2 separate regions of the Mus musculus genome follow, and region 2 is linked to region 1. The links are chromatin contacts, found by Hi-C or POLR2A ChIA-PET in ENCODE. All regions are on one chromosome and are shown on one strand. Each heading gives the region's core, a stretch centred on a gene start or an enhancer-like site at or near the end of the contact. The rest is flanking DNA. Distances are from core to core; before and after follow the strand shown.

The links. A loop is a pair of places that touch in the nucleus more often than their neighbours do. ChIA-PET counts read pairs that join two places held with the same protein, here RNA polymerase II (POLR2A).
Region 2: a loop to region 1 is called in a map of heart, with 2.1 times the contacts of the local background. The contact joins the promoter of Acot4 here to the enhancer-like site in region 1. A Hi-C loop is called at or near these places in 1 of 37 maps with a recorded cell type or tissue (heart). POLR2A ChIA-PET finds 5 or more read pairs at or near these places in 1 of 5 experiments (embryonic stem cell).

Annotation. Positions count from the first base shown.
Region 1 is chr12:83,797,024-83,801,978 of GRCm38, reverse strand. It overlaps Numb (NUMB endocytic adaptor protein), which reads left to right. Exons shown (of 10, transcript NM_001136075.2): 7 at 673-966; 8 at 2,322-2,471; 9 at 4,636-4,782. Among named protein-coding and RNA genes, the nearest start is that of Gm46367, 23 kb to the left of the region's middle. Within about 2 kb of position 2,333, at least 1 of the 3 ENCODE cell types and tissues checked has a DNase peak (open chromatin) inside an H3K27ac peak, as active enhancers do.
Region 2 is chr12:84,034,245-84,039,639 of GRCm38, reverse strand. Acot4 (acyl-CoA thioesterase 4) reads right to left here and starts at 1,261. Exons shown (of 3, transcript NM_134247.3): 1 at 673-1,261. The coding sequence starts at 1,129. The region is part of intron 1 of Gm40474 (a long non-coding RNA gene); the gene reads left to right.

The sequences.
Region 1 (4,955 bases), core at 1,084-3,583:
GTAGACCAGGCTGGCCTCGAACTCAGAAATTTACCTGCCTCTGCCTCCCGATTGCTGGGATTAAAGGCGTGCACCACCACGCCAGGCTATCATTCTTTTTTTTAGATTAATTTTCATTTTAAATTTGTATACATTAGGGGAGGTATGTGATATGTAAGTACAGGTACCTATGGACTTTGTGCAAGGACTCCATTGGAGCTGGGTTGTGTCTGAAGATTATTTACACTGGACAGTGGTGGAGCACTTGGAAGGCAGAGGCGGGCAGATTATAAATTCAAGGCCAGCCTGGTCTATAGAGTAAGTTCTAGGACAGCCAGGGCTAAACAGAACTGTGTCTTGAATCCCCCCACCCCTCAAAAAAAATGTATTTATTTGTTTTATGGGTATTTTGTCTGTTTGTATGTCTGCATACTAGAAGAGGGAATTGGGATCCCATGGTAGTAGTTACTGTTTGCTGTGAGCATTTATGTAGATGCTTGGAATTCTGTCTTAATAGAGTATAAAGCAACCAGGGTATTGTTAAACCGTCATCTGTCAGAATGTATTAGATTTGAATATGGGAAAGTGCATGAGTTAAAGAATGAGAAGGCTTCTGAGCTCTCAGCTCTGTGAACTCAGGATATTTGAAGGTCACTAATGAGGTCTAAGGTCTTTTACTTTGGTTTTCTTGAGCTGAGACAGACAAGACAGTTGTTGGTCCATCAGTGGCTCCTGGCAACACTGCTCCATCCCCATCCTCTCCCACCTCTCCCACTCCGGATGGCACTGCATCTTCAGAGATGAACAATCCCCATGCTATCCCACGCCGGCATGCACCAATTGAACAGCTTGCTCGTCAAGGCTCTTTCCGGGGATTTCCTGCTCTTAGCCAGAAGATGTCACCCTTTAAACGCCAGCTGTCCCTACGCATCAATGAGTTGCCTTCCACTATGCAGAGGAAGACCGATTTCCCAATAAAAAACACAGGTACTGTGCTCTAGCTCCGTCAGAAGCAACACAAATCCCTTTAAGTTAGTCATGCCTGTCTCTCTGAAACTATTATAGTGCGTGTCATTTCATATGAGCACAAACTAGGGTCATGAGTAGTTAATTTCTCTTCCATCAGTAGTGACAGTGGAATTTCTAGCCTGAACTACAAGGTCCGTGGTTTGTCCTGACACGGGTGTACTCTCTCTCAGCTAGCCTATTTCTTTACATAAAAAGTTCCAAATTTCCATTCTTTCTGTGCTCATAGGACCCCAGAGAATTAAATAGGCTTTAGAAACATTTACAGGTTAATAGCAGCACTGTCAAAGGAACAGAAGAAATGGGTAAGTGTCCCTTGTATATGTGAGAGGTTGGCTTCCTGGGGAAGAAACTCTAAATGGCTCTTATACAAATCTAAGGTCTAATGTTCATCAGGAGCAGGTGGCCGCTCATTTATTCATGGCTGCTGTGTATCCTCAGTTCAGCTGAGCCAATCTGTAAGCTCTATCCTTATCATACGCGCTACAGCTAAAATGTTAGATCTGGTTGGTGCTTTTACTGGCCCTATCTATTACCCTTCCCTCTGAGACGAGACATGCTGTCTCCATAACTGACCAGGAGGAAGCTCTGGCTCAGTAGACACTCCTGACAACACTGTACAAGCGCAGAGAAGACAGGCCTGTGCGCAGTAGAACTCGGCTTAGAGAACAGTTGGAGTTAGGTGATGATGGCAAGGCTCTCAGCTCTCAGCACCCTCAAAACAACTGTAGGTGCTTCAAGTACCTCGTTGCAGTCTCCCTCTGGGGCAGATGCAGCACAGAATCTTTCTCTCTTCACAGATGAGCAAAGGTTCAGTACACATAAACTGTTTGCTCAGAAATGAGGAAATGTTCTCAGAGCCCTGTCCTGCCTCCTCCATCCCCTCTCCCCCCAGAATCTCAAAGTCTTTAGCATCCTACATTTCAGCTCTAGAATTGATTGGGTTGTAGCTTCTGGGAACTGGTTGAAAGTTAAAATAGGTTGCAGAGATCTTCCAGAAAGACCCAGCTATACAAAAAAGCCTCACATTAAAAAAAAAAAAAAAAAACCACCAAATTCCCAACAAAGTCTCAAAGAGAGATAGATTAGGGATTTGCAGAGAAAGATGATCTTAGTGCATGAGTTACTGATGTTTTCTACTTTCCTGTCTGAAAGTTGAGGTATTAATTTACTGAAGCTGATTGTGTAGCCTGACAGTTGAGACTTGTCCTTCGGCAAGGGAAAGAGCTAAAGTGAGAACTGGCAGCCCACACTGTACCGTCATATTTCAGGACTCCTCTCTTTCCTGTCTGGAACCATTTCCTTTTGCCTTGCAGTGCCCGAGGTGGAAGGAGAGGCCGAGAGCATCAGCTCCTTGTGTTCCCAGATCACCAGTGCCTTCAGCACGCCCTCTGAGGACCCCTTCTCCTCCGCCCCAATGACCAAACCAGTGACATTGGTGGCACCACAGTCTCCTGTGTTACAAGGTAGGTGACCTCTGACCTCAGTTTTTCTCTTTAAAACTAATCCTGTGAGCATGCTTCTCCTGAACTGAAGTTGGCATCCTGAGCTTGCCAGCATCCCTCGTTTCCCTGTCAGTCACATCTTTGGGCTTTTGTTCTCTTGTCTAAGCTGTCCGCTTTTCATCATTTGGCATGAATTCATCTGTCTACGCATCCGAGAAAGTCTCTGTAGCCTCCACTCACTGCTTTATTTGCCTCTTGACCTACGGAACAGAACAGCTGTCAAGATTGGTTTAAGCTCTGTGATTCTCCACCAAGGACAATTTGGCCACCTCAGGGAAGATTTGGTATTCATTGTATGGAGACATTTTGGGATTATTATAGCATTCGAAGTACTGCCAAAAATCCTTCAACATGCAAGACAGCACCTACAACAAATTACCATCCATCCCAAAATGCCAGTGGTGTTAACATTGAGACCTAGACCTACCTTCTCTCTACTGAGATTCATAAAGTAGAAGCCTCTCTTCTGGCTCACTGGTTCATTCTGTGGTCTCTAAATTGGCTTTTGTGACAATAGAGTTACTTCAGGGTTGGAGTTGGTGCCATTCCCCCTAACCCCCAGTATGCTAAATTAAATTCCCAGCTCACAGGTCAGTGAATCAGTGGCTCTGACAATTGCCCATTCCCATGTCTTTTGAGAACTTTTCAAGTAGAAAGGGCTGCACTACAGGACAGTGCTGTTACCCCTGGAAGAAGCTGCCATAACTCTTTGTTTTGCTTCTGGGTCTCAATCTTTTGACATACTTATAGTCATGTGTCCTTTGTATCATCGCACAGCTTTCCTTCTCATCTAACAGACATTTGTAGTACTAGAAAAAGTAAACTTGATAAACAGTGCCTGACACACTGGGAAATGCTCACATGTTGTCTTATTTAATCTTCAAATAGTTCTTTAAGGTAACCATTACAAAGAAGACTGAGGCTCGGATAGGCTGAGTGAATTGTGCAAGCTGTGCAGCTGGGATTTAAATTCAGATCTTCCTGCCCCACTTACATCCCACTGCCGTCTGCTTGTAGGGCACTGGTTATAGAACCTGAACGGAGCGATGTCCTTTGTCTTTAGGGGGCTTCCAGTCTCTAGCTGTTGTAGTTTTGTTGTTGTTTCATAGCCCCAGGTAAACAATACCAATACCCTGACCCAGTGTGGTTGTCCAGTGCTAAAGGGACATCATCCATGCTAAACATGATGGAAAGCTGGAATATAGACTAGAGACTGATAAAGGAAGAGGCCTGAGGAGATGAGGAGAGGAAGCCCAGCTCTCTGGATATTATGAATATTACATGGGGAAAAGACAGAGATAGCAGCAAATGGCAAATGTATTAAAGTAAATGGAAACACATATCATATGATTTTTTTTTTTTACTAGTTGTATAGGCAAACTGTAGACCCTTCATTCATGGCCTCCATTTCTGAAGTTTCAATTGCCTGTGGTTAATTACTATCTCAAAACATTAAATAGAAAATTCCAGAAACAAAAAATTCATGTTTTAAATAAGTTTATTATAATATGTTCTTACAGTAATTATTAGCCTCTCGGTGTACCAAGCTTATAAATTAAGCTTTATCCTAGGTTTGAATGCATAGGTAAAAACACAGTATTATACCGGGAGCTATCTGGCTTTAGGCATCTGTAGAACACATTGGAACTCCTTCCCTAATCCCAGATTTATGAGACTTTAGAAAGAGTTGAATTTGGTGTATATAAAATAGTGTTATCTTGATGCTGAGAACATACTAAGAAATTATTATACTTAACCCATTGTTATTGTTGGCCTGATTTGATCTTTTAGAAAAGTGTAGAACAAGATGCTTTATCTACTTAATTTTAAGCCAAAGCCTAGTTGCTAAATAATCAATTTAATATGAAATTGTATTTATTAGGCTTCATTTTGTCTCTCATATACACATTTTCAAAGAACAGTCATTTATCAGTACAGTTATTTGATACGGTCTCTGTTTTTGTGAAAAGGTATGTATATCCACTGCAGGATTGCATGAGCATCCCCGCACCAACTGCTCTGTCTTGTCTGTTCCAATATTGTACGTTGGCCTGACTGACCCATCTCGTGTAGCTTGGACACCCTGCATGAATTAACTCCATCCATGTTGTCTGCTCCATTGTAGCTAATGGCACTGACTCAGCCTCCCATGTGCTTACTGCTAAGCCAGCCAATACTGCTCTAGCACACGTAGCAATGCCTGTCCGTGAAACCAACCCCTGGGCCCATGTCCCTGATGCTGCTAACAAGGAAATTGCAGCCATACATCCGGGTAAGGTGGCCAGAGATGTTGAAATAGATTTTGGGAGCAAGTTCTAAAAAATGGCCAGCTACCTGAATGAGGACTACTATGAAAACTATATTCTTTCCTAGACAGAAGTGGCTGTGAGAAATAACTGGGAATAAAAGGATTAGATGGACTGTTCTCAGGACTGTGGGACTTGG
Region 2 (5,395 bases), core at 12-2,511, 240 kb before region 1:
GATTCTTATCCTAGAAAGTAGAATTAAAGATAAAATTTTAAGTAATGTCTCTTTAATAAAACATTAAAGCTTGCATGTATTCATAGGTATTAATTGGCAGCCAAACTTTGTAATATGATGGTAATGCTTCTAATATTAATTCTATAAGTAATAAATTGTTTTAAAATTGGGTTTTACTTTTCCAAAGTTAATGGCAGAACGCTTGTGAGTGCTCTTAACCACTAAGCCCCCATAAGGTTAAATTCAAAAACAATAAGAACAAAGCCAATTTATGCTAATCTGGATGTACTATGGCTTTAACCCTTGAGGTTGTGTGTGTGTGTGTATGTGTGTGTGTGTGTTTGTATGTACTGACTAGGGGTGGGGGTGGAGTGGGGAGAAGGGGCTGCGTGTGTCAAGGACAATGTGGCAGTTTCCTCTGTCTCATTTTTCCTAACCTCGTATTGCAACAAAGTTCAGTTGTGTTTTTCATCAGCTGGATAACACTATCTTTTGGGGATAGACAGAGATTAAATGAGATAATGCAAGCAAAGGGCACTTGCTAATGTATGAAAATCCCCCAACCTGTTTGAGTGACCACTGAAATGGCCAATAGCACCTTCCTAGGAAACCCTAACCCCACCCCTAGACTCAGCCCTTGGCGCGCTCCCACCTCTCAACCACCCAACTCACCTGGGGGCAGGAAGAGCGTGGCGCGCACCCGGCCCTCGCGCACGGGCACGCGCCGCACCCCGGGAGCCATGAAGTGACGCTCGTGCACCGTCCGCGCCAGCCGCCGCCCGCCATCGGGCTCGTGTCCGTCCAGCACCTCCAGCTCCACCAAGAAGGGCGTCTGCACGTCGCGCTTGATCAGGCGCCAGAAAGGCCGATCGGGCTCCATGGCCCAGAGCAGCCCCATGGGCTCGAGCCCCGAGAAGCTGCCGCCCAGCGCGGGCACGCGCGCCAGGTCCAGCTCGCCGTGGGAGTCCGCGCGGTAGCGCGCGTGGGCTCGGAAGAGCGCGCCCTTCTCGTCGCGCAGGACAGAGCGCAGCGTGACGGGCTGCTCGGGGGCCAGGCCGCGCACGGCGATGCTCAGCGGCTCGTCCCAGCAGCTGCGGCCCGTGGGCTCCACGCTCAGTGTCGCTGCCATTAGGAGCTGGAGGCCTCGGGGAGCGCCACGCGAGTCCGGAGCGGAGCCTGGCCTGCTGTGGAGCCGACCTAGTGCGTCTCTAGGACCCAGACAAGAGAGGAACCATGATCTGTCAGCAATTTGGGCACAGACCGGCCAAAGGTCATGCTTCGGGGCTGAGCCAGGTTATAGGATTCTGCTTCTCGCCACTCCCACGTGGTGTTGTGAAAGTGATTGGTGATGACACACCAAGTGAATGAATCAAGGCAAAGTACGATCCTTCCGTGGATTCAGCAGCTTTATAAAAATACAAAACGGAACCAAGAGCAAGAACTTTGTAATAAATTACAACTTTATACCACTTTAGTCTTAAGATACTCAGCTTACAAAAACTTCCCTGGATGCTACAGCTCCCAGCACAGAAACTAGAATGCACAGTTAAATTGAGAAAGGCAACTGTGTTAAGTTAGGGTTCTCTAAATATGAACATAGCGAACAGGATGGAGACATGCGCAGACAGAGACACGAAGACGTCCCTTCTCCCGTGTCCTTTTGTGTGGCCCAGATTTAGGGCCAAATGATCTGGATTTAGGGCCAAATGATCTGGACTTAGGGTGAGTCTCCCACCTCAAAATAATCCAACCAAGAAAAATCCTTCACAGGCAATCCCAGCTGCTTGGGGTTTAGTTGACTCCAGATGTGGTTAAATTGACAGCCAAGATTAATTAGTGGGCAACATCCTCTCCTGGCCCCAAAGCCCAGATTCAATGAGATGCAAATGGCTCTCTGGTACAGGATGAAGAGGCCACAGAGGTGGTTGCTCGACCCCGTTTTACTAGGGGTGCTATTAAGGGCGGCTTGAACGTTCTAGGGGCCGAGCAGGTGTCAAGGGTGCCATAGAAAGTTCTCTGAGAAGTTGGCTTCATCCAAGGTCCAGTGTTGTCCAATGGGCTGATAAAATGGTGCAGGGAGTGGCTCAGCAGGTAAGAGCACTGACTGCTCTTCTGAAAGTCCTGAGTTCAAATCCCAGCAACCACATGGTGGCTCGCAACCATCCGTAATGAGAACCGATGCCCTCTTCTGCTGCGTTTGAAGACAGCTACAGTGTACTTACGTATAATAATAAATAAATCTTTCGTTCAGAGTGAGCAGGGACTGAGTGAGTATAGTTGTCCAGAGCGAGCAGAGGTCTTTAAATTCAATTCCCAACAACCACATGAAGGCTCACAACCATCTGTACAGCTACAGTGTACTCACATACATAAAATAAATCTTTTTTAGAAATGGTGCAGCCTAAGATGCAGATATATGAGTGCTTGTGGAGCCATCTGGCTGGGGTTTAGGATGCTGTTGGCATGCCACTAGATACACATAAGGCAGGCGTTCAAACTGAACCTTCCAGAAGGAAGAGTGCAAAGGTGAGGAAGGCCCTGACTGCCAACTGAGGCGATGTTCTGTCCCTTGGTCAACGTAAAGTAAAATATGAGCAGGGACTTTGTGAATTATATTGCTAAGAAGGTTGTTATCAGCAATTTTAACATGATGTTTAAATGACAATTTTTTCAAAAGGAGAGGTGCTGATTTCACTTTATTGTTATATGTCCACAGCCCAGAATCGGGACAAGAAGAATTTTTCTGTGGAACAGTTACATGCTTTCAAGTCAGGTTTTCTTCCCTACAGCTTCCTTGTATATTAGATATAGCAGTAGTTACATCATAGTGTTTTGAGAACTGGATGTACCAGGAATAGAGTAAATATCACATAAATGGTAGCTATAATTTTCATAAAACTTCATAATCTAATATCTTAGCTATTTTTTAAGCTTAAAATTAAAACTTTTTTAAAATATTTTTTTATTACGTATTTTCCTCAATTACATTTCCAATGCTATCCCAAAAGTCCCCCACACTCCCCTACCCACCCATTCCCACCTTTTTGGCCCTGGCGTTCCCCTGTACTGGGGCATATAAAGTTTACCTGTCCAATGGGCCTCTCTTTCCAGTGATGGCCGACTAGGCCATCTTTTGATACATATGCAGCTAGAGTCAAGAGCTCCGGGGTACTGGTTAGTTCATAATGTTGTTGCACCTACAGGGTTGCAGATCTCTTTAGCTCCTTGAGTACTTTCTCTAGCTCCTCCATTGGGGACCCTGTGATCTATCCAATAGCTGACTGTGAGCATCCACTTCTGTGTTTGCTAGGCCCCGGCCTAGTCTCACAAAAGACAGCTATATCAGGGTCCTTTCAGCAAACGCTTGCTAGTGTATGCAATGGTATCATCGTTTGGAGGCTAATTATGGGATGGATCCCTGGATATGGCAGTCTCTAGATGGTCCATCCTTTTGTCTCAGCTCCAAACTTTGTCTCTGTAACTCCTTCCATGGGTGATTGTTTCCAATTCTAAGAAGGGGCAAAGTGTCCACACTTTGGTCTTCGTTCTTCTTCAGATATCTTAGCTATTTTAATGCACGTATTTGCAATTATTTCTCAGGAAGAATAGCTAGCTGTTATAAAGAATTAGTGGCTTGGATATGTTGGCAGCTAATAAGCAGCCATTCTGGGGTTCCAACCTAAATGATTTACGATTGTCATCATCATTAAATCCTCCTCATCATATCTAATGAGCATATATCATCCTTATAAAAGCCCAGCCACCCATGAGTGTGTGCAAGAAGGCAAGCAGTGTGACCTCAAACTTCCTTAGCTGTGCCTATGTGCGCCCTTCTCAGCTATCTCTTCATCAACCTGAATTTTTGTCATAGTGACCAAAAGGAAAGAACAGATTTGATACAAAGCAAATGAGAGAGGATAGGTGCCTCACTTTGATTTCCAAGCTGGCAAAGAGTTATCAATATGTTGTCCCTTACTTTCTTCACAGGCACCACAGCCAGTACCATAAATGTTCACGTAATGGCGGATTTATGCTTATTTAATCATTCTTAGGAGAATGAATTCTCCCTCTTATAAATGTAAATCGTATATATTGCAAAGCAAATAAATAAATAGGAGTTTTGATAGCTTCTTTCCCAAAGTTCTAGAAAGTGATGTCTCTTGTTTTACATTGCAGGAGTTATCCTCCCCCTGGTCTGCCCTCAACATGATAGTCAAGAAAGCTCTAAACTTCTTGTATGTTTGCTGAACTAATATAAGGAAAAGTGGTGAAGTTAGAAAGGAGAATGACAGTGGTGTGGGATGGTAGAGAAAGGGCAGAGCATCAGGGAAGTGGGAAAGTCTATTCTGTTGCATCAATCAAGCATGCAGGGAAGAAAGATGTTAATTTACAAAACCGAACTGTATGTATACTCAAAGCAAAGACATTTCATTTTGTTTCTATTTTCCTGTTTGTTTGTTTTTTTCCCATGAGGACCTGATTTATTTGTGCTGTCATAGAATTCATTTGTGGCTTTATTTTTCACATGATTTGATTTTATGCACTTTGTTGTTTAAGGTTTCCAACAAGACAGTCTTTTGGGGAGGCTTGGGCACCACATCTTTTTGTTTATTTGAACCCTAATTCTACACTGGGGTGCACCATCCTGTTTGGAAGCACATCTACTTAATTAACAAACAGAAGACCTGCCATCATCTGCCACCTTCCTTTAACAAAAAAGTATAATTTTGTCTAGCTTTTTTGTCTAGCTTCTGTTGAAGGAGATCTGCAGTTTCCTGCAGCCCATGCCATAGGTTTGATCTGATGTGCCTGGGGTGGTATTTCCACTTCATGACCGATGCTAGCATAAAGGATGCACAACAAATGACTTTTATTTCTACTTTGTCACTCTTCCTTGATCCTTATTATCTAAATTGAGGAAGCTACCCAATAACTGAAAATGAAGAATGAGTCAAAGCTCCCACCTTAATGACTCTAGCTAGGAGTGAGCCACCTTCTTTTGTATTTCTTTCTCTCTCTCTCTCTCTCTCTCTCTCTCTCTCTCTCTTTGTTTGTTTGTTTTGTTTTGTTTTTTTTGAGACAGGGTTTCTCTGTATAGCCTTGGCTGTCCTGGAACATATTTCTTTCTCTTTATCACACTTGGCAACTGGGTCTTAGTCTGAAAAGGCACATTGATGACTTGTGCTTCTCAGGTTATTTGCAGTGCACTGGGGAGAAGAGCAGATGGTTTATGTAATCTAGAAATCCAGACGTTTATCTCTCTTACCCAACAGATCATTAATCTAGAGTTTCAAAACCACAGCTGAGCACTGAGGGACTTTGCCTTCAGAGACTGGAATTTATTAGGGTTCTTACATCCGTAAACTTAAAAAAAAAAAAAAAAAAAAGGAAGTCA